2 separate regions of the Homo sapiens genome follow, and region 1 is linked to region 2. The links are chromatin loops, found by intact Hi-C in ENCODE. Cell type or tissue: IMR-90. All regions are shown on one strand. Links, peaks and the distances in the headings refer to the core of each region. The heading gives the core; the rest is flanking DNA.

Region 1 (12,646 bases), core at 2,061-10,060, 55 kb before region 2:
TGCATGCCTGTAGTCCCAGCTACTCTGGTGACTGAGGTGAGAGGATTGCTTGAGCCCAAGAAATCAAGGATGCAGTGAGCTATGATTGTGACACTGCCTGGAAGACAGAGCAAGAAGCTTTCTTTAAAAAAATAAAAAAAAAAAAGACAGTGGGAAGAAGACTTGAATAGATATTTATCTAGAGAAGATACACAAATGGCCAAAGAGCAAATGAAAGTATGTTCAATGTCATTAATCATTAGGGAAATACACATCAAAACCATAATGAGATACTATTTCACATTCATTGGGATGACCCTAATATAATAAAAAAAAAAACCCAGAAAATAACAAATGTTGATGAGGATATGGAGAAACCAGAACCTTCACATATGGCTTGTGGGAAAACAGTCTGGCAGTTTCTCAAAAAGTTAAACATAGAATTACCATGTAACCTAGCAATTCTACTTCCAGGTATATACCCAAAAATAATTGAAAACAGGTGTTCAAATACAAATTGTACATGAACAACTGCTATGAACACTCCTAGTCATAGCAGGACTGTTCCAATAGCCAAAAAGTGAAAACAACCTCAATGGCCATCACCTGATTCATGGATAAACACCCTGTGGTAAATCCATATAACAAAATATTATTCAGCCATAAAAGAAACGAAGTACTGATACATGCTAAAACACGAATTAACCTTGAAAACATTACATTAAGAAGACACAAAAGGTACATAGTGTGTGATTCCATTTATACAAAGTATCCAGCAATTAAATAAGACACAAAAGGTACATGCTGTATTATATTTATATAGTGTATCCAGAATAGGCAAATCCAGAGAGACACAGACAAGAAACAAATGTATGGTTCTAGGGGCTGAGAGCAGAAGAGAACAGGGAATGACTGCTTAATGAATCCATGGTTTCTGCCTGGAGTGATGTAAAAGTTCTGGAACTAGGTAATTGTGATAGTTGTACAAAACACTGTAAATGTACTTAATGCTATGTGAGACATGGAGTCAAAGGAGGTTATTTTGGAGCTTTAAGAATTAATGACTGCCCTACTGTGTTTCAGATCTGCACGGGGCTTATAGTCCCTTTCTTTTGGCTGATTCTTCCCTTTCGGAACGGGAGTATTAACCAATGTCTGTATTCCCATTGTATCTTGGAAGTTATTAACTTGTTTTTGATTTTACAGGCTCATAGGCAGAAGAGACTAGTTTTGTCTCAGATGAGACTTCGGACTTTTGAGTTAATGCTGGAATGGGTTCAGACTTTGGGGGACTCTTGTGAAGGCATGATTGTATTTTAAATGTGAGAAAGACATGAGATTTGGCAGGGGACAAGGGTGGAATTACATGGTTTGGGTCTCTGTCCCTACACAAATCTTATGTCAAATTGTAATCCCCAACGTTGGAGGTGGGGCCTGGTGGGAGGTGACTGGATCATGAGGGCAATTTCCCCTTTGGTGCTGTTCTTGTGATAGTAAGTTATCGTGAGATCTGGTTGTTTAAAAGTGTGTAGCTCAGTTGCATGCAGTGGCTCACGCCTGTAATCCTAGCACTTTGGGAGGCCAAGTCGGGCAGAATGCCTGAGCTCAGGAGTTCGAGACCAGCCTGGGCAACAGGGTGAAAGCCTGTCTCCACTAAAATACACACACAAAAAAAATTAGCCGGGCATGGCGGCGTGTGCCTGTAGTCCCAGCTACTCAGGAGGCTGAAGCAGGAGAATTGCTTCAACCCGGGAGGCGGAGGTTGCAGTGAGCCGAGATGGTGCCACTGCACTCCAGCCTGGCAACAGAGTGAGACTCTGTCTCAAACAAACAAACAAACAAAAACAAAAACAAAAACAAAAACAAAACAAAACAAAAAAAAAGTGTGTAAGTGTGTAGCACCTCTCCCCGGCTTCCTGCTCTGGCCGTGTAAGAGGTGCCTGCTTCCCCTTCTCCTTCTGTCATGACTGTAAGTTTCCTGAGGCCTCCCCAGCCATTCTTCCTGTATAGCCTGCGGAACTGTGAACCAATTAAACCTCTTTTCTTTATAAATTACCCAGTCTTAGGTGTTTATTTATGGCAGTGTGAGAATAGACTAATATACCTCATGACTCAGCTCAGATGCTACTCTCTTTACAAAGAATTCCTCAATAATACACTGAAAGTATATTCCCTTTCTAAACTGCCTCCCAAAGCTATTTATCTGTAGCTCCTTTAGAGTACACATCACTTTTACAGTATATTTGATATTATCTGAATTTAGCTTTTGTCCCCTTAATAAACTATGAGCTTCAGACTGGGAAAAAATCAACTCTAATTCACACCATTGCCTTGTATATAGCCCAAAACCAACAAATGTCTTAAATGAGTAAAGATGAGTGTCCCCTTGGAGGCCTTATTTCCTGAGTCTTAGCTATTCCAGGCAATTGATGATGTTTAATACGTGGATCCCTGCATAAGTGGGATGTATGCACGTATGTTTTTTGACATTTTGAGTGTATTAAATGTTAACAGTTACTCCTTTGCTTTTGATCCCAGTCATGTGCTTGAGAAACTAACCAGCTTCAATATTTTAATTATGATGGTTTTCTCACTAAAAGCAAAATTGTTTGGAAGAACAGATAATAGATTTGACATGCACTACCTACCATATTCATACTAATGTTATAGTACGAATTATACAGAGCAAAAGTTAAGTTAAACTATACAAGGTAAGGAAGATGGATAGAAAACAAAAACCTGAATTTTCAAGAGAAAATGTAACTGAACTTTTCTTTTTTTTTTTTTTTAAATGGAGTCTTGCTCTGTCACCCAGGCTGGAGTGCAGTGGTGCAATCTCGGCAAACTGCAATGTCCACCTCCCAGTTCAAGCAATTTGCTTCAGCCTCCTGAGTAGCCGGGATTACCACACCAGCTAATTTTTGTATTGTTAGTAGAGACGGGGGTTCTGCTATGTTGGTCAGGCTGGTCTTGAACTCCCGACCTCAAGTGATCCACCCGCCTTGGGCCTCCCAAAGTGCTGAGATTGCAGGCGTGAGCCACCTCACCCAGCCCAAACATTTATTTCTAAGCTACACTTTGCATTTAAATCGATATACTCCAAAGGATTCAATATAGATGCCCATAAAAAAGATAAATATCTCCATCAGGAGTGCTATGTACACATCCACTCATGAAAGAAAAAAAACATTCAGAGCTTTTCTATAGGTCTCAAACAGAAGAGCCAGCTATACCACAGTTTTACCACAAATGGGTGATAACAAGTTATTGTTTACTTGCACTAATGAAATAGAACCCAGCCAACTTAAGTCATAGTGATAGTTTTGATAAATTTTGAGAAGAAACATGAAGGGAAATTAAACACCAGACTTTGACCATACGATTCTGAGAAGAATCTGAACTAAAAGCTAGGTAAGCTAACTGGGGAAAAGAATGTGAAGAGTAGGGAAGCAGTAGGAAATTATACTTATTTGAAAAAAAATATTTATAACTTGCAGTTGTCTTTGTGAAACTACATGGAAAAGAAAAAATTTAATTATTTTCTAACTTTTATTAAGATTATTATTTGTGACTCCTCTAGTTCAAAGTTATAGGAAGTTTTAAGTGATCTGTTCCAACGATTTTCCCACAAGCTTTGTTTTTAGTGTGCACTTGTGCAGAATGAAGGTGTTTACACAATGCATATATCATGCTTTGGCAAAAATACCTGCTCATGAAATGGTACAAAGCTTGTTAGACAATTCAAGTATTTTAAGAAGAAACAAAATATATAATTTATTATATATTTATAAGGCATATTTATAAATATACATTAATATACGTAAGAGAATTTAATTTGTAAGATTCCCCTCTAAAAGTGTTGAAATTTGCTAGATTTACGAATAGATTTTTAAGATTTGTAGATGGAACTTAAAAGTTTGAGCTACAGTTATTATTTTGAAGCTCTAATAAATTGAATATTTTTAATCCAAAGTAAACTCTAAATAAATATTCAGATTTTTTACTTTGAAAACACAAAATCACAAATGAACAAAAAGAAATGAAACAGCTGAATACATTATGGGATAGGCAAAAGGGATTAATCCCATTATAATCCCCTCAATAATGTTCTAAATTTCTATCTATTTGAGATTAACTGGGGCTAACAAAAACAAACTAACAAAATTTATAGAACTAGCTAAGAAGTGTCGGTCATTCCCAGCTCAGTATTGGTTAATCAGGTGCTCTCCCTACAAGCCATGGCAGAATTTGTGAAGGAAAGAACAGAAATGTCAATGAAGGAAACTTGGTGGGGTTGGGTGGGGACAGCCCATGGAACGATGACCCTGAGAGACAAGAAACCAGTGAAAGGAAAAAAAAAAAAAAAAGTAGGAATTTTTTTCTTAATGCAGTTTCGGATCAATTGTGTGACAGTTTTCTTAATGCATTCAAAGTTGTTGTGGTTCTTAAAGCCAAGAGGTTTACACATCACTGACTATATAAAACTAATTCTGTAGACAATTTGTCTTATTTACAGATAGATAACTTTCAGATATGCTTTAAAGTTTAATCTTGGTAAACCACCACTAATTTTAATACTGTATATGAAATCCAATAATATAATTTAGTTTCAGAATCAGAGTGAACATACATCAGAAAGTGTTGTAAATCTCAGATTATTGCAAAAATCTAACATGTGAAAAATCCAACAATTACATTTTATTTACAAAAATTGATTTACATAGGATTTGTTAAAATCCAATTTATGAAACAGAACAAATCTAGAGACACTAGGTTGCCCTTACCACTTGTGTGGAATTTGTCTCTCTAGAAAGTTTTATAAAATGTTGCTTTTATATTTTAGTTATATATGCAATATACAAACAGTTTTTTGAAAAAAAAAAAAAGACATTGAAATAAATGTAAGCTATACATACATTTAAGAAAGATGAATAAAAACATTTACCCACTAATTCCAGTTCAGAATTGCAGGTGGCCACGGCCCATCCCAGCAGCTTGGGGCCAAAGCTGAAGCCCACCTTGGACCAGATGTCATTCCATTGGAGGGCGCACTCACACACATACCCCACACTCGCTCAGACTGGGGCCATGCAGATGCTGATTCACCCAAAGCGTACATCTTTGGGATGTGGGAGGAAACTACAGTACTACACAGACATAGGGAGAATATGAAAATTCCATATTGACAGTGGCCCTGGCCAGGGATCAATTTTTTTCCCTCATCGATGTTATGACATTATTCAAGGATATGATGTAAGGAGTTTCTCGCTATATTAAAGAAGCTATCTTTGTTAATACTTGGAATTTTCAAGTATTGTATAAATGAATACTCTGCCTAAGTTCCCCAGAGGAGTCAAGTCTGTTATTGCTTACATTTGATACATGACTCAATCTGAGACTTGCTTTTGAACAAGTACACCTGTATTTTTTGGCAACCTCTTAAAGTTTTGTCATTCTTCAAATTCTAGTTCACTCTAAAACCTCGCAGTTAATGAACTAGAATCCCCTTCTTTTTTAAACACTTATAAATTGTCATAAATATGCAATGGAGGCACATTATATTTACATAATTCAGAAGGCAACCTAGACAACAATACCAGTTGCAACTTATTAAGAATCTAATCACTCATTTTTCTCATTTTATAGACACACAGCACAGAAAGCAACTTTAGAAAATGGCTTTTCCAAAGTCTTGGGAAAAAGCAGAATCTGAACTGGAACCTGGGCCTCTCTGATTCCAACTGCCATATTTTTTTCCACATCTCTAAACTGCTGGATATTTATCTGAGGTATCAATAGCAAGTCTAAGAAAAATATCACAAGAAAGTAGGAAAAATGAAGCTAAGCCGGTTTTATTAATGTATTTTCCATACATTAACTTTTGTAACTAAAAGTAAAGCCTCCCAGTTTTCTATTCCAATGAATGATAAGGCATTCATGTTAATGAGTGGCCCTTAAAGGGCCATGAAAAAAATAAAATGTTTCTATGGGATGGGTCAACCACTAGTCAAACTTCCCAGGACACTGAGCGGGGAGTAATTTCTCATCAAATTGGTAAAAACCAAAAATCAAACCACAATACCAAGTGTAGCATAAAAACTACACAGAAGTCTTAAAAGAAAAGAAGACTGCTTTTAAAGCATGTCAAGTATGCTTTGAGGGCTAGATCAGGTGATACAGAAAACTGATTCACAAATTCAACAGCCATTTCTTTGAGCAAATTCTTCTGTGCAGGAGATACCAAATGCTTTAAGTGCCAGCTAAAGAAAAGAATAATGTGGCAAATAACCTAATAGATTTGGGGTGTGGGGGAACAGAAACTTCAAGAATGCAATTAATTATAGTGTTTTTCCTTGCAACATAACTTACCTAAGTCCTGACTTCTCTCCCAAGTATAGAACTCAAGTCTCCTTATCTACAAAACTTCCCTTGACAACTAATCACTTTACCCTGAAATGCTATTATGACTTTTCAAGATATTTACCTGGCAATCTGTTATTTTATATTGCCATTAACTTTAAACAATTATTCATTAGCATCTTCAGTAGCAGTGTATAGCAAGTGTTTTACAGATAGCAGGCATACAATAAATGAGGATGAATCCATTTGAGATGATTCTGAAATGTGCAAGGCTTGATCTAGAAAGTTCTGGCAGTCCTATGTAAATTCTGGGACTAAGAGGCTTTAGTTCTCCAACCATAATTCTGGAAAGGCTCAGAACGATTTCTTTTCCTAAAACTCCAGGCCTCATATTTCATCATTTGCATTCATCATTGTTTACTGGAATGCTTACAATAATAAAAAGTATTTTTGGATGAAATGAAATAATGATATCTTGGATGTGCTTAAATATACTCCAGTGGAAAAAGACTGAAAATTGTTCAAACTGACTGATGGACACACAGATGGTCATTTTATTATTCTACTAATAGAGTACCTGGTACCAAACTAGTGCCCAGAAACAAGAGAACTGGACAAAATAGATCAACCAACCATATTCAGACATGAGACAGCAGGCAGCACAGGACTGATATCATGAGGGAAGGAAAACAAACAGGTTTTCTGGCAGAAGTCACCATCTAACCTCTTAAGGTTTTGTCCATCATGTAGAGTGAGAGAAACCAAGCATAGTATGGCAGCCTTGTTAAGTTGAGGAGAAAAAGATTAAAGTTCAGAGAAGCAGAAGCAGCTATTTGTGAAGCAGAGCACCAGTGATGTGGGAGCCACACAGAGAAAAGCTCTAGAAACCTGCAGGGGTTTCCCGAGTCTTACTGAATACTATCCAAATACATAGTGACACTCCACAAATACAGGCAAAGAATGACTACTAGGGTTTTTGGCTACCCAGTTCATATAGGACTGGGAGACATTTCGGTTCTGACTAGCCAGAATGGAGAGACCTTCTTAAAGACCTAGGACATTCAGTGGACTTCAGAAGGGCTAAGCTAGCTTAACAGTTAAATCCATCCTAAAAGACATACAAAAAGCCTCAAAAGATCAGTAAGATCTCCAAGCAGCTTACCTGCCACCCAAAACAACCTTCAATACTCTTTAAAGGAAAAGGACAAAAATCAGACAATGGATAATGTAATACAGTATCTAACATCCAATCTGAAATTACTAGACATGTGATATGACCCAGCAATTCTATTCCTAGGTATTTATTTACTCAAGAGATACAGGACAACTGGAGAGTGAAATGAGATTAGAATCTAAAAAAGCAAAGTTCACATTTTTTTACTTTTTATCTTTATAGATCTCTCATTGTTGGATTTTTTTTTAAGTAAGAAGGTATTGATGAATTAGTAGTGTAAATTTTTAAAACATACTATGGGAATGCACATGCCAGATCAGTTATTTATTGGGTACAGGGGCGGATATAGGAGAGTTGAGGGCAGAAGGTTTATAGAGTACAACAGATGTCTGACCTGAGCTTGAAAACCAACTCAGATAAATTTCTTACATAAAAAAAGATAGCAGGGGAGTCATACTGAATAGAGCAAATAACAAAGGAATAGAGGCATTAAATAGGAATTGTGGGTTCGATGTGTTCAAGATATGGAGAAAGTAGGTTCTAAATGCCAGGCCAGAGAGCTTGGACTTCGTTTTGGAAAAAAAAAAAAATTGTTATCAATGCAAATGATAAACTTCATTATGTAGGTGAAAGAGACTAGGGGAAGAGAAATGAGTTAGTGAATAAGCTTTTTTAATAGACAAGGAGGAGGACATGAGGGCCCCTAAAAAGACCAATGAGAGTAAAATAGAGTTAAATGAATTCCAGAGGCACTGGAAAACTCTAATCAATCAGTAAAATTTGATGACTGAACAAATATGTAAAGTGAAGAAACAATCCAGAGGAAGAAACAAAGAATTAAAGGTTTTCTACCTCATACAACGTACAAAAGATGATGGTAACTGCAAAAAAGTTTAGCAAAGCAATAGCATGTTTGGCTTGGCAGGGGGTAAGTGAGTGAGGTTTAGACATGAATCTGACATTAAGAAGACATAATAGGCCGGGTGCAGTGGCTCACGCCTGAAATCCCAGCACTTTGGGAGGCCGAGGCAGGCAGATCACTTGAGGTCAGGAGTTCAAGACCATCCTGGCCAACATAGTGAAACCCCGTCTCTACTAAAAATACAAAAATTAGCTAGGTGTGGTGGTGCATGCCTGTAGTCCCAGCTACTCAGGATTGAGACATGAGAATCGCTTGAACCCAGAAGGCGGAGATTGCAGGGAGCCAAGATCACGCCACTGCACTCCAGCACAGGCGACAGAGCGAGACTCTGTCTCAAAAAAAAAAAAAAAAAAAGATATAATAATAATCCAGGAGAAAAGTGACAAGACCTAAACTGAACTAGTGTCATTGGGAATTACGAGGAGGGAAAAGAAATGACATACAAGGTAGAATATACTAGACTGGATATAGACTGGCTATTGATGTTAGTGGGCAGGAAGAGTGAATAAACTCAAATACACGGTGGTGCCATTTACTGGAAGAAAAAAGCGGGTGCGCTCTTGACTTTCCCAGGATTCAGTTACCTAAAAATCAGACTGTATTTTCATTTTTACAGCTAATAAAAAAAGTTCATCATTTCTTACTAACTATAAATTATTATAGGACCTAAAATTTATTCACGGTATCTTCTTATGAATTTTCATACCTGCTAAATCTCACCAATCCAGAATTGTCTTCCCCTGGATATATGTTTTGTTACCTCATCATCTTTGAGATCCTTTTATATGTCATCTTCTCAGTGAAGACACTGACCACTATTTTAAGTCATATTCCACTCTCTATTCCCTTACCCTGCTTAATTTTTCTCCATAGAGTGGATCACCTAACTCATAATGTATTTTACTTATCACCCTCTACTAGAAGAATAACAAGATCTATCAGCAGGGCTTTTTGTTTTGTTGTTTTTTTCCACTGTTAGATCTCTAGTATCTACAACAGTGCCTAGAGCTGGACAAAATTCAATACTTTTTAAATGGATAGACAGATGGATGAAAATAATTTTCAGAAGAGTTTTTTGAAAGACGTAGTACCCTTTCACCAGACTTTTCATAGAACCAAAAAAAAAAAAGCCACCAAAAACCAAAACTGCTTATCGTTTATATTATCACACATTGAGACAGCCTCCAGTCTGACAGAAACAATGTGCAGGGCTCTCTGATTTGGGCAGTCCTACCATTCTTTGGATTCAGGTGCCATCCTTGGAAGTGTGGCCAATAAGGGAGTTTTCACTATCCAGAACTTATATAATAACACTGTTGCCAATCCTATTAATAAGTGCTCATGCAACTATAATGTGAAGTAATGGATGCATGTAATATGCAAAGTTCAGTAGTAAAAGGTCACCCATGTACATTTACAGAATATAAACACACTGAAATCAAATTAGACACGGGATGTTTTCAGAGGCTCAAGCAGAACAAAAAACATCAAGATCACTAACATACTTTGTCAAGTTTATAAACTGAATGTAGAACAAGGTTTATTATTAGAAATACGGGGAAAAAGTGGCTAAAGTTCCTCTCTAGAAAAAGAACACTCACAACATATTAGCAAAAAGAAACATATATTGAGGGAAACTTTCATGAGTCTGTAACTAATTCAGATCTCTTGTCACCTTTAAATTTGATACGATTTAGATGCTTCTGTCCCTTACTGTAGGTTTCTTCTGCAAAGAAGCTGGATTTTAGAAGGGGCAAGTTGTGTTGAAGTTAAAAATTGCTAACCTCAGGTAGCTATGCTCTTCTTCCTTTCCAGCTGGCACTAATTCATTAGCAGTGAGCTGGTAAGAAGTATTGCCATCTGATGAAATTATATGGGGAGGGTGGAGGGGGAAGAGGAGAAGGAGATTTGATTATATTTTGGAGTGACTTTTTTTCTTCAGTGAAAAAGACCAGTATCTTTACTATATAATAATTAAATGTACTGAATTTCAGTACAGAAACTTTTTTTTTTTTTAAAGAAACTCAGCCTCAAAAATGCTAGTCTCTAACAAAAAAGAGGGTAATAGTAGCAGTGAAAAGACAGGAAGAAGGGGGAAAAAAATCTCTGCTCTCAACAAAGTATACATGATGATGACATATTTGTTTAAATTTTTTTCATTATGCTGAAATTAAACATGATGTGCAATTTAGAAATCTACTAAACTTCTATTTAAACATAAGCATATGAACACATTTTAAAGCTAAACACAAATTATTTCTGACTTATCCCTGGAAGTTTCCTTCATTAATTTCACTAAAATTTCCAAGCCATAAAATAAAATGTCCAGACAACCTTCAACTAGTCTGGTCCACTGGTCTGTGTAACTAATATGAAGAGATAATGTAATATACAATGGAATCTAAGATTTCTAAAATGGAAAATTCATTCACCAAAGAATAAATGATCTTTGAGGTACAGAGTCACTTAATAAGACTGCCACCATTGTTATAGACTGACTCCCAACATCTATAGAAGGATGCTAGAAACAACACTAGGTGGAAACTAGGAAAGATCATGAGGCATCTGAACTGTGTTCTCAGATGGAGCATAGTGGAAAAGGATATGCAGTCTGAGGTTAAGATGCTGTCACATAATACAGGGAAGTTAAGATACTCTAGAAAAACTCCTGTGATGAACTTGTAAGATTTACAGAAGAGAAACGAGAGACAATAGTATTTCTATAACTAAGTGAGAAGAGGATGATTAACCACTGGCCTCAGTAATTATACTGCCTCTATTCTTCAGGACTATTAGAAACCACTCCAGATCATTTCTCCTTTTTCCATTCTCTACTCCCAGATAAACCCCAAAGTAGTAGCTGGATGGAGCATAAACAGGGTTGAGACAGTATATTACTGATTAATAGCACAGACTTTAGAGCTACAACACTTATGTCTGAATCCTAGCTGTACAACTTATTCGCGTGTGACTATGGGTGAGTTACTCTGCCTCTCTGTGCAGCAGTTTGTAAAACAGTTATACCTAACTACCTCATAGGGTTGCTAAAGGGATTAAATACGTATTAAAAAATGCTTAGAACAGTGTCTCAAACTACAGAAGGGTTTATAATGGCACAGATGACAATGAAGATACCACTGTCAAAACCAAACTTTACTTTCCTCAAAACCTTATATAACCACTATTTTTCAGGTTTTAAGAATATGAATTCACATAATCCTCTTAACAATGAAAGAAGTTATTTTTATTCCCATTGTACAAATGGGTTCTGCAGAAAAACCAAGAAACTCACTAGACTAAGTAACATAACTAGAACAGTCAAGCACACAAATACACAACAGGCTGACTTTAATCTGCAGAACTATTTTCATATAAGAGATTTTAGGTAGCAGTTACTAGAAGTTAGACTCTGGCAAAGAAGTAAAATATCAAGTAGATATATATGTATATATTTAAAAATTACTTAAAAGCTTAGAAATGAAGTAAACACTTGGTGAAAAAAATTACTGATAATAACAGTTGTCCTTTATTAATTATCCCATAAGCTAGGTGCTTACCTAAGCATTAAATATGAATGATCTCATTTAATCTTATGAGATGATTACTACTGTTATCCTACTCTACAGATGAGGAAAGTTTTTGGTGGTATTAAATAACTTGAAAGAAGTCATATAGCTGAAAAGTGGCACAGCCAACATTTAATTTCAGGTCTATCTGACACCAAAGCCTGTATCTTTAACTATTATTCGAACTGCTCTAAAGCAATGCACATTTTATTGAGGCCAGCCACTGAAACCTAAAACTTTCAATATAGTAAAAGAATGCCCAAATTAAGAAAGAGAGTATGTTTTTTATTTAGTTCTCTGCCTTAACACATAGAGTCAAACACAGCAAAGTTCACGCATTGTCAGGACTACTTAGTTAACTGGTGTCTCTTGCAGTTTTAGAATCAGAAAAGAAAGAAACTGTTTCTTAAAACTTTTCTGGAACACAAAAAGTGGGTCTCAAAATACTATTCCAAAACACTATAAACATGTAATGGTATTAGTGAACTGAAATAAAGAAAATAGAATTTTCACTGTTTCAAGAGAAGTTATTTCTCTACCATGCCCACAGGAACATAAATTAATGGAGTTAAATTGTTGTTTCTGATTACTGCTTTTTATTTATAGGAACATGTCTAAATTAAGCAATAAAACAAACATAGTAGT
Region 2 (12,646 bases), core at 2,567-10,566:
ACTGGTGCCCAAGGACTGGCCTACCTAGCATCCCACTGCCCAGGAGAACTTCACCTCAGCCTCTGCTAACAATTGCACCCTAAACCACTGAGGAAATCACAGACACCACTAATGCTATATATGGCTAAAAAGGTCATATGAAAAATACACTACTGCACACACCCAGAATCAAAGACAAGGTGCCCTACCCAACCAACACCACGGATAGATCTTCAGGAAAAAGTCTACCTCTCTGAAAGCCAATCTAAAAAACTGGAAGAAGCAACTGTTACACCAGAGGTACAGACATCAACTTGTAAGTATACAAGTAATGTGAAAAAAAAAAAACAAGAAATTATGACATCTCCAAAGGAACACAATAATTCCCCAGCAACAGATTCTAATAAAAAAGAAATTTATGAAATGCCAGCAACAGGATTCAAAATAATACTAAAGACACTCAGTGAGATAGAGAACACAAAAATACAAAGAAATCAGAAAAACAATTCAAGATATGAATGAAAAATTCACCAAAAAGATAGATATCATAAAAAAGGAACCAAACAGAAATCCTCAAACCGAAGAATTCACTAAGTGGAATAAAAAATACATTCAAGTGCTTCAGCAATGGATGATATCAAGCAGAAGAATGAATTTCAGATTTTTGAAATAACTCAGAAAACAAAACAAGAATAAATAAGAATGAACAAAGCCTACATGACATATGGGACACCATAAAGTGATCTATTTGAATTTTTGGTGTTACAGAAGGCAAAGACAAGATCAAAGGAGCAGAAAAAGAACCAATGGACATTCAGGAGTATTCTATGTAATTACCATTTATTTAGACAGTTTTCTAAGTTCCTCTTGGTATTAATTTCTAGTTTGAGGATTCTACTGTGGTCTAAGAAGACACTTGATATAGTTTTGAGTTTAATTTTTTTTTTCTTTTTTAAGATAGGGTCTATCTCTGTTGCCAGGCTGGAGTGAAGTGGCACAATCATAGCTCATTGCAGCCTTTACCTCCCTGGCTCAAATGATTCTCCCACTTCAGCCTCCCAGAGTTTTAAAATGTTTTGAGACTTGTTTTGTGCATAGCAAAGGAAACAATCCAACAGAGTAAAGAAATAACCTTCCTTTTGAATGGTAGACAATAGTTGCAAACTATGCATCTGACAAGAAACTAAAAACCAGAATATACAAGGAACTCAAACAACTCAACAGTTAAAACAAAACATTCCCATTAAAAAGTGGGCAAAAGACATAAACATTTTTTCAAAAGACATATGGATGGCCAACAGGTACATCAAAAGAGGCTCAACATCACTAATCATCAGGAAAATGAAAATCAAAACCACAAGATATCATCTTAACCCAGTTAGAATAGCAATTATTAAAAAGAAAACATAACAGATGTTGATGAGAATGCAGAGAAAAGGGAACTCCTGTGGTGGAAATATAAATTAGTACAGCCATTACCAAAAACAGTATGAAGATTTCTCGAAAAGTAAAAATAGAACTACCATATGATCCAGCAATCCCACTGTTAGGTATTTATCCAAAAGAAACAAAATAAATACATCAAAGGGATATTTGCACCCCCAAGTTCATAGCCACACTGTTAACATTAGCAAAGATATGGAATCAACCTAAGTGTCCACCAACAGATAATCATTTCAATTGAGTCAGAAAAAACATCTGATAAAACTCAATATCCTTTCATGCTAAAAATACTCAAAAAACTATGAATAGAAGCAAACTATCTCAAGATAATAAAAAGGCCATATATAAAAAACCTATACCTGGCTAGGCATGATGGCTCACAGCTGTAATCTCAGCACTTCAGGAGGCCGAGACAGGTGGATCACCTGAGGTCAGGAGCTCGAGACCAGTCTGAACAACATGGCAAAACCCTGTCTCTACTAAAAATACAAGAAATTAGTCGGGTATGGTGGCGGGCGCCTGTAATCCCAGCTACTTGGGAGGCTGAGGCAGAAGAATTGCTTGAACTCGGGAGGTGGCGGTTGCAGTAAGCCGAGATCACACCATTGCACTCCGGCCTGGGCAACAGAGCAAGAAAAAACCACTACCACTACCACCACCACCACCACCATCACCACCACCACCACCACCACCACCACCACCACCACCCACCCCCACACACACAAACAAAAAACAAACAAACAAAAACAAAAAACAAAACAACAACTTGTAACCAGCATCAAACTCAATGGTGAAAAGATGGAAAGCTTTTCCTCAAAGGTCAGAATTAAGACAAAGATGCCCATTCTTACCACTTCCATTCAACGTAATACCTAAAGCCCTAGCCAGAGCAATCAGCAAGGAAATGAAATAAAATAAATCTAACTTGGAAATGAATAAGTAAAATTATATGTTTGAAGATGACATGATCTTATATGTAAAGACTCTAAAGATTCCACAACAACAACAAACCTGTTAGAATGAATGAATTCAGGAAAACTGCAGAATACAAAATCAACACAGAAAAATCAGCAAACCGTAACATCAAAAAGAATAAAGTACTTAGGACTAAACCTAACCAAGCAGGCAAAAGACTTCTACAGTGAAAACTGCAAAATATCACTGAAAGAAATTAGACACAAATAAATGAAAAGATATCCTCTGTTCATGGATTAGAAAATTTAATATTGTTAAGATGTCAATACTACCCAAAGCAATCTACATAGTCAATGTAAGTCCTTTCAAAATCCTAACAGCATTTTTAGCAGAAACAGAAAAATCCATCCTAAAATTCATATGGATTCCCAAGAGACCTCGAATAGACAAAACAAACTTGAAAATAACAAAGTTGGACGTCTCACATTTCCTGACATCAAAACTTACTAGAAGACTACAGCAATCAAAATACTGTCGTACTGGCACAAGGATACACATATAGACCAACAGAATAAAACACAGAGTCCAGAAATACACTCTTGCATAAATAGTCAAATTATTTTCCACAAGGCTACCTAGACCATTCAAAGGGGAAAAGGAAAGAAAGTCTTTTCAACAAACAGTGCTGGGAAAACTGGATATCCACATGTAAAAAAATAAAGCTGGACCCTTATCTTATACTATATACAAAAATTGTCTCAAAGTGATCAAAACTCTAAACAGAAGACCTCACCCTATAAAACTCTTAGAAGAAAACACAAGCCAAAAACTTCATGACTTTGGATTTGAAAACAATTTCTTGGATATGATACTGAAAGCACAGGCAACAAAAAAAAATAGGTAAGACAGACTTCATCAAAATTGAAAATGCTGTGCATCAATGGCTACTACAAAGAGAGTAAAAATGTAACCCTTGAAACAGAAGAAAATACAGTCACGTGTCACTTTAACAAGAGGGGATAAGTTCCAAGAAATGCATCACTAGGCAATTTTGTCATCATGTGAACATCACAGTGGGTACTTAACACAAACCTAGACGTTATGGCCTACTACACACCTTGGCTATAAGGTATACCCTATTGCTCCTAGGATACAAGCCTATATAGCATATTACTATACTGAATACATAAGCAATTGTGCCATAATGGTAAATATTTCTATATCTAAATACTTCTAAACATAGAAAAAGTAATGCATTACACTATATAAAATTTCTATTGTCACTAGGCAAGAAGAATTTTTCAGCTCCATTAGAATTTTATAGGGCCACCATCATATAATGCAGTCTGTTGACAGGAACATCTCAAACTGCCATTACATGGAGCATAACTGTATTAGAAACCACATATCTGATAAAGGATTATACCCAGAATACATGAAGCGTTACAACTCAACAAAAAATAACCCAAGAAAAACAATGGGCAAAGAACTTCAACGGACACTTTCAAAGAAGGCATACACATGACTTACAAGTACATAAAAGATGCTCGACATTAATAACCATTAGGAAAATGCAAACCAAAACCATGACATACCACATTGGACCCAATGGAATGGCAATCATCAAAACAACAGAAAACAAGTACTAGCAAGGATGTGAAGAAACTGGAACCACTGTATTGCTGGTAAGAATGTAAAATGATGTACACTGTGGAAACACAGTATGTGGCAATTTCTTAACATTAAAAAAAAAAGCAAAATTTCTCAAAAAAAAAAAAAACCTATAGAATAACCAAATGAAACAGCAGGTCCACTTCTGGGTATGTACCCAAAAGAAGTAAAGCAGGGATCTGGATATTTGTCTACCCATGTTCACAGCAGCATTATTCACAATATCCAAGAGGTAAAAGCAGCCCATGTGTCCATCAACAGATGAATGAATAAAACAAAATGCAGTATGTACATATACAATGGAGTATCATTCAGCCTTAAGAAGGAAGGAAATTTTGGTACATGCTACAGCATGGATAAAACTTAAGACATGCTGAGTGCAATAAGTCAATCACAAAAAGACAAATAGTGTGTGGTTCCACTTGTCTGAGGTACCCACACAAATCAAATTCATAAAGACAGAAAATACAATAGTAGTTTCCAGGGACTGATGGGATGAGAAAACCAGGAATTACCATTTACAGGGTACGAAGCTTCAGTTTGGGAAAATGAAAATGAAAGTTCTGGATACTGATGGTGGTAATGGTTACATGATAATGTGAATGTACTTAATGCTGCAGAACTTTGCGAAGTATATATCTGCTAAATAATTTGTATCAAGACATATAAAGAACTCTTACAACTGAATAATAAGAGAAATATTCCACTTAAACAAAAATGGTCTGGGCATCATGGCTAATACTTGTAATTCCAACACTTTCGGAGGATAGCCTGACGATGGGAGTTTAAGACCAGCCTGGGCAACTTATGGAGACCCTGTCTCTACAAAATTTTTAAATAAGTGAGGCATGCTGTTGGGCATCTGTAGTCCCAGCTACTAGGGAGGCTGGGGTGGAAGGATCACTTGAGCCCAAGAGTTCAAGGCTGCAGTGACCCAAGATCAGATCACTGTTTTTTTTTTAAATGGACAAAGGATTTGAATAGATAATTAACTACATAGGTATAGCGAAATGGCTAATAAGATATATAAATGGAATAAGATATATAAATAGCTAATAAGCAAATGAAATCATGCCAAACATTTTTTAGTCATTAGAAAAACACCAAATTAAAGCCACAAATAAGACACCACTACAAACCCTCTAGAACGGGTGTGGAGAAACAGAAACTTCCATACATTATTGGTGGGGTTGTAAAATGCTACAGTCACTTTGGAACAAAGTTTTGCACTTTACCAATAAGTTAAACTTGCCATATGACTTAGTAGTTGCACTCCTAGGTATCTCTCTAGAAGAGTAACATTTATCCACACACAGACATGTATACAAATGTTTACAGCAGTATTACTCACAATCATTCAAAATGAGAGTATTATTCACAATGACTCAAATACCTGTCAACTGGTGAATGGAGATAGAAATGCGGCATATGCAAATAATGGAAAAATATTCAGCAACAAAAAGGAATACTACCACATGGACATAGAGTGTGGAATAACAGATACCAGACTCAGAAGGATGAGAAGGGGATAAAGGATAAGAAGTTACTTATGTGTACAATGCACATTCTTTAGCTGATGATTACACTAAAAGCCCAGACTTTACCACTGTGCAATATGTCCCTGTAAAAAAACTGCACTTGTATCCCTTAGTTTACACACATTTTGAAAAAAGAAATATTATGACCTGGATGCACCTCAAAAACATTATGCTAAATAAAAACCAAACACAAATGACCATATACCATATGATTCCAATGATATGAAAATTCTAGGAAAGCTAAATCAAATGGACAAAAAGTAGGCCAAGGTTTTCTAAGGCTGGAATGGGAGAAGAGGTTGATGACAAATGGGCATAGTACTTTTTAAGGCTGATATAAATGTTCTAAAACTAGACTGTGATTATGGATGCACAACACTATAAATTTACTAAAAATCAATGTACACTTAGATGTATTTTTATGCACCTCAAAGCTCTTAAAAATTTAAACCATAGCAAATTCTACAGTATTATCTACAATAATATCCAAATTTTCATAGGTAAATTTTTGTATGATTTATGGTTGAAATAAGGTAAACTACTTGGGGGACAGTAGATTTGTGACAGCAACTCAAAGGAAAGCAATTGTAACTTAAAGGTAAGAAACCTCTCTGATTCCAACCAATTGATGCCTGCTCATGAGTAAGAAATCTGAACGAAGAAACTGTCTCATTTTGTGGCAGGTGTAAATTCCAAAATATTTTTAAATTGTAAATTTATTTTATTTTTTCTGATTAAATAAATTGCCTAACAAACTAATACAGGTGGAACACTTTAATGCAGGTCCTATATCACCATTTTAGATGACATACAAATACTGAAGTAAACAATCACATAGGAAAAAAATCTTTTTTCAACTCCTCTTCAATCTTTTTTATTTACGTAAGGAGAGTATCTAAATGAGGTGCTAGTTTATTTTTAAGCACCTTGCATAAAAAGGGCTAATTGCCCTTTTTAATAAAGGAGTAATTATGAGTTTGGCAGGAAACCATATTTTTCATAACTTTTTTTTTGAGAAAGGGTTTCACCCTGTCATCCTGGCTGGGTTGCCATAGTGCAATCATGGCTCACTGCAGCCTCAACCTCCTAGGCTCAAACTACTCTGTAGTTCATCAAAATTTAAATAGTATACAGTCATTCATATAGAATCACTCAAACTCCTGGTTCTCAGTATGTGTTTATATTGACATGATCTATGAAAAAAAGAAAGCCATAGAAGAAAAAGCAGTATAAACAAATTTAAAAGGAGATTTTAGTCATCTTCATGTGTTTATGAATCAAGACATCCCAGGCTCAAACAATCCTCCCACCTCAGCCACCAGATTAGCTGAGACCACAGGCATGCACCACCATGGCCAGCTGATTTTTTTATTTTTATTTTTTATAGAGATGGGGGTCTCCCTATACTGTCCAGACTGGTCTTGAACTCCTGGGCTCAAGTGATCCTCCCACCTAGGCCCCCAAAAGTGCTGAGGTTACAGGTGTGAGCCACCATGCCCAGACTTATAAAATTGTTTTTATTGTATTCCTTCATAATATCTTCTATTCATAAAAATGGTACTAGATTTCCATTTATGGTAAAAGTATAAATTCATTTATTTTGAAAGAGACTTTCAAGTTTAAAAGTTACAATGAATAGGTAGTATGAGAACAGGCCAAAAGTCATGAATGAGAAATAAAAAGAACTTAAATTTGGGAAACTTTGCTTACTATGATGTAAAATACCTAGTCCACAGTAAACTCCAAATAAATATTTAACTATAATATGGATTATGTTAATGATTCATAAACACCTGAAGATGACTGCCCGGCAGTGGCCAGGCAGAACCCACTATGGCCCTGTGGTAGTGGTGGCCACAGAGGCAGATTCTCCTCTGCCTGTGGACAGGGGAAAAAGTGGGAAGAATTTTGTGTTACGGTTTGAGTGCCTGCTTAGCCACAACAGAACAGAATATCAAACAAATTGCTAAGAATTTTGACTCTAATCCCTGGCTTCCAGACAGCATTTCTGGACTGGCCTGGGGTTTGGGGAATGAGACACTCTGAAGGGAAGGACATAAACCTGGCTGGCTTCACCACCTGCTGATGGTAGAGCCTTAGGGCCTTGAGTGAACATAGGTGGTAGCCAGGTGGTGGTGACAGCAGGCCTTGGATGAGACCCAGTGCTCTGCTGGCTTCAGGTCTAACCCAGCTTAGTTTCAGTGGTGGTGGCAACAGGGGTGCTTGCATCAACGCATGAACACATCCCTAGTTCCAGGAGACTCAGCACAGAGAGAGACTCCATTTGTTTGGAAGAAAGTAACAGAAAAGAACAAGAGTCTCTACGTGGTAATCCAAATAATTCTTCCAGATTTTATCCAAGACCACCAAGGCAGTACCTCTGAGTCTGCAAAAACCTCAGCATTATTGGGCTTGGGGCCCAAGTCCCTTCGAATAACTGGAAAGACTTCTCAAAAAGGACAGATACAAACAAGCCCAGACTGCAAAGACTACAATAAATACCTACCTCTTTGATGCCTACACACCAATGAACATCTACAAGCATCAAATCAAGATCATCCAGGAAAACATGACCCCACCAAATGAACTAAGTAAGGCAGGGACCAATCCTGGAAAAACAGAGATAGATATGTGACCTTTCAGGCAGGAATTCAAAATAGCTATGTTGAGGAAAGTCAAAGAAATTGAAGATAACACAGAGAAGGACCTCAGAATTCTATCACATTTTAAACAAAGAAATTTAAATTTTTAAAAATCAAGCAGCAATTCTAAAGTTGAAAAATGCAACCAACAAACTGAAGAATGCATCAGAGTCTCTGAAAAGCAGAATTGATCAAGCAGAAGAAAGAATTAGTGGGCTTGGAGACAGGCTACTTGACAATATAGTCAGAGGAGACCACAAAAGAAAAAAGAATAGAAAACAGTGAAGCATGCCTAAAAAATAGCATGAAAAGGGCAAATATAAGAGGTATTGGCCTTAAAGAGGAAGTAGAGAAAGAGACCGGAGTAGAAAGTTCATTCAAAGGGATAAGAGAGAACTTCCCAAACCTAGAGAAAGATATCTGCATTCAAGTATGAGAAGGTTACAGAACGCCAAGCAGATTTAACCTAAAGAAGAGTACCTCATGGCGGCCGGGCGCGGTGGCTCATGCCTGTAATCCCAGCACTTTGGGAGGCCGAGGCGGGCAGATCATGAGGTCAGGAGATCGAGACCATCCTGGCTAACACAGTGAAACCCCATCTCTACTAAAAATACAAAAAATTAGCCGGGTGTGGTGGTGGGCGCCTGTAGTCCCAGGTACTCAGGAGGCTGAGGCTGGAGAATGGCGTGAACCCAGGAGGCAGAGCTTGCAGTGAGCTGAGATGGCACCACTGCACTCCAGCCTGGGTGACAGAGCAAGACCCCGTCCAAAAAAAAAAAAAAGAAGACTACCTTATGGCATCTATAAACAAACTCTCAAAGGATAGTTTCTTTATCAAGGATAAAGAAAGATCCTAAAAACGGCAAGAGAAAAGAAACAAATAACATACAATAGAGCTCCAATATCTCTGACAGCAGACTCTTCAGTAAAAATCTTACAGGCCAGGAGAGAGTGGCACAATATGTTGAAAGTGCTGACAAAAAAAACAAACAAAAGCATTTACCTTAGAACAGTATATCCAGTGAAAATATCCTTCAAGCATGAAGGAGAAACAAAGACCTTCACAGACAAAAAATGCTGAGAGAGTTCATCAACACTGGATCTGCCCTCAAGAAATGCTAAAGGGAGTTGTTCAATCTGAAAGAAAAGAGTATTTAATGACCAAGAAGAAACCATCAGAAGGTACAACTCGCTGGTAATAGTAAGCACACAGAAAAACACAGAAGAGTATAACTCCTTCTACTTGAGTAGTTTACACAGCACAATTACACTCTTATTCTGTAACTTCAAATAAATAACCTAACAATGATTCTTATTTTATAAGTGTTATTGTAGTGTGTAAACTACTCTTAAGTAGAAAGACTGATGAAACGAACCAATAAAGAATAACGACAACTTTTCAAGACATAGTACAGTAAGACATAAGGAGAAACAACAAACAAAAAAGTTAAAAAGCAGAGGGATGAAGTTAAAGTGTAGAGGGATGAAGTTAAAGTGTAGAGTTTTAATTACACTTTTAATTACACTTTAAACACTTTGTGTGTGTTTGACTGCTTATACAATCAGTGTTAAGTTGTCGTGAGTTTAAAATAATGGGTTATAAGACAGTACTTGCAAGTCTCACAGTAAACTCAAATCAAAAAACACAACAGATACACAAAACATAAAAAGCAAGAAATTAAATCATAGCACCAGAGAAAACCACCTTCACTAAAAGGAACACAGCAAGTAAAGAAAGAACGAAGACCACAAAACAACCAGAAAATATATATCAAAATGGCAGAAGTCCCTACTTATCAATAATAGCATTGAATACAAATGGACCAAACTCTCCAATCAAAAGACAGAGAGTGGGTGAATGGATGAAAAAACAAGATCCACTGATCTGTTGCCCACAAGAAACACACTTCACATACAAAGGTATGCATAGACTGAAAATAAGGGGATGAAAAAGATATTACATGCCAATGGAAACCAAAAGAGCAGGAGTAATTATATAAATACTGACAAAATAGATTTCAAGACAAAAATTGTGAGACAAAGAATGTCATTATATACTGAGAAAAGAGTCAATCCAGCAATAGAATATAACAATCATATGTACATATGCACCCAACACACCCAGATATACAAAGCAAACATTATTAGGGCTAAAGAGAGAGCTAGACCTCAATATGATAGCTGGAGACTTCAACACCTCACTTTCAGCACTGAACCCAACTCCCAGACAGAAACTCAACAAAGAAACATCGGACTTAATCTGCACTATACAACAAATGGACCTAACAGATATTTATAGAACATTTCATCCAAAGGGTGCAGAACACACATTCTTTCCCTCAGTACATGGATCACTTAAGGATTGCTCATATGATAGGTCACAAATCTTAAAATATTCAAAAAAACTGAAATAATATCAAGCATCTTCTCTCATAATAGAGTTAAACTAGAAATCAATAAGAACAATTCTGGAAATCATATAAACACTTGGAAATTAAACAATATGTTCCTGAATGACCAATGGGTCAGTGCAGAAATTAAGAAGCAAACTGAAAACTTTATTGAAACAAATGATAATGGAAACACAACATATCAAAAGTTATGGGAGACAGCAAAAGCAGTATTAACAGAGAAATTTATAGCTATAAGTATTACACCATAAAAGAAGAAAAATGGCCGGGTATAGTGGCTCATGCCTGAATCCTAGCACTTTGGGAGCCGAGGTGGGCAGATTGCTTGAGCTCAGGAATTTGAGAACAGCCTGGGAAACATGGTGAAATCCTGTCTCTACAAAAATTAGCTGGGCACGGTGGCATGCAACTGTAGTCCCAACTATTTAGGGGGCTGAGGTGGGAGGATCACATGAACTTGGGAGGTTGAGGCTACAGTGAGACGAGATTGCACCACTGCACTCTAGCCTGGAGAATAAAGAGAGACCCTGTCTCAGAAAACAAGAAGAAAAACTTCAAATAAATAACCTAATGATGCCTCTTAAACAACAAGAAAAGCAAGAGCAAACAACCCAAAATTAGTAACAGAAATAATAAAGATGGAGCAGAAATAAATTAACTTGAAATGAAGAAAATAATGCAAAAGACCAAAGAAACATAAAGTTGCTTTTTAGAAAAGATAAACAAAATTGACAAACCTTAAAAGAGAAAACCAAAATAAATAAAATCAGAGATAAGAAAGGAGATATTACAATTGATACCGCAAAAATTCAAACGATCATCACAAACTACTATGAGCAACTATATGCCAATAAACTGGAAAATCTAGAGGAAATGGATAAATCCCTAGCACATACAACCTACCAAGATTGAATCATGAAGAAATTCAAAACCTGAACAGACTAACAACAGTGAGATTGAACCTGTAATAAAAAGTCTCCCAGTAAAGAAAAGCCCAAGACCTAGTGGTTTCACTGCTCAATTCCAACAAACATTTAAAGAAGAACACCAATACTACTGAAACTGTTCTGAAAAATACAGGAGGAGGGAGTACTTCTAAACTCATTCTATGAGGCCAGGATTACCCTCATACCAAACCCAGACAAAGACACATCAATAAAGAAAACTACAGGTCAATATTTCTGATGAACACTGATGTGAAAACCCTCAACAAAATACAAGCTAATGAGATTCAACAATATATTAAAAAGATCATTCATCATGAACAAGTGGTATTTATTCCAGGGATGCAAGGATGGTTCAACATATGCAAATCAATCAATGTGATACATCATATCAACAGAATGAAGGACCAAAACTATATGATCATTTCAACTGATGCTGAAAAAGCATTTCATAAAAATTCAACATCCCTTCATAAAAACCCTAAAAAAACTGGGTATAGAAGGAACATACCTCAACATAATAAAAGCCATATATAACAGACCCATAGCTAGTATCATACTGAGTATGTAAAAACCGAAAGCCTTTCCTCTAAGATCTGGAACACGACAAAGATGCCCACCTTCACTATTGTTATTCAACACAGTACTGGAAGTGTCCATCAACAGATGGATGGATAAAGAAAACATGGTACTTGCACATAATGGAGTACTATTCAGTTACAAAAAAAATGAGATCCGGTCATTTACAACAACATGGATGGAACTAGAGGTCATTATGTTAAGTGCAATAAGCAAGGCATAGAGAGACAAACATCGCATGTTCTCACTTATTTGTGGGATCTACAAATCAAAACAATTGAACTAATGGTGATAAAGAGTGGAAAGATGATTACCAGAGGCTGAGAAAGGTAACTGGGGGGATAGGAAGGGAGGTGGGAACGGCTAATGGGTACAAAAAAAGAGAATGAGTATGACCTAGTATTTGATAGCACAACAGGGTGACTACAGTCAAAATAATTTAATTGTATATTTTAAAATAACTATGAGTACATATGGATTGTTTGGAACATGAAGGTTAAATGCTTGAGGGGATGAATACCCTA

Evidence for each region. A loop is a pair of places that touch in the nucleus more often than their neighbours do. Peaks named below come from ENCODE experiments on the same cell type or tissue, not always from the same donor. Only the 100,000 strongest peaks of a DNase experiment are listed, where the experiment ranks them.
Region 1: it touches region 2 in a loop (2.1-fold over the local background); 14 of 110 quality-filtered maps call a loop at or near these places.

Annotation. Positions count from the first base shown.
Region 1 is chr9:5,691,715-5,704,360 of GRCh38, reverse strand. The region is part of intron 3 of RIC1 (RIC1 partner of RAB6A GEF complex); the gene reads right to left. Among named protein-coding and RNA genes, the nearest start is that of INCR1, 68 kb to the right of the region's middle. RefSeq lists an enhancer at 7,060-7,179. In IMR-90, for the core only: no CTCF peak of the experiment used is centred there; a DNase peak (open chromatin) is centred at 5,360; H3K27ac peaks cover 333 bases.
Region 2 is chr9:5,637,421-5,650,066 of GRCh38, reverse strand. The region is part of intron 1 of RIC1 (RIC1 partner of RAB6A GEF complex); the gene reads right to left. Among named protein-coding and RNA genes, the nearest start is that of INCR1, 14 kb to the right of the region's middle. In IMR-90, for the core only: no CTCF peak of the experiment used is centred there; a DNase peak (open chromatin) is centred at 6,836; H3K27ac peaks cover 183 bases.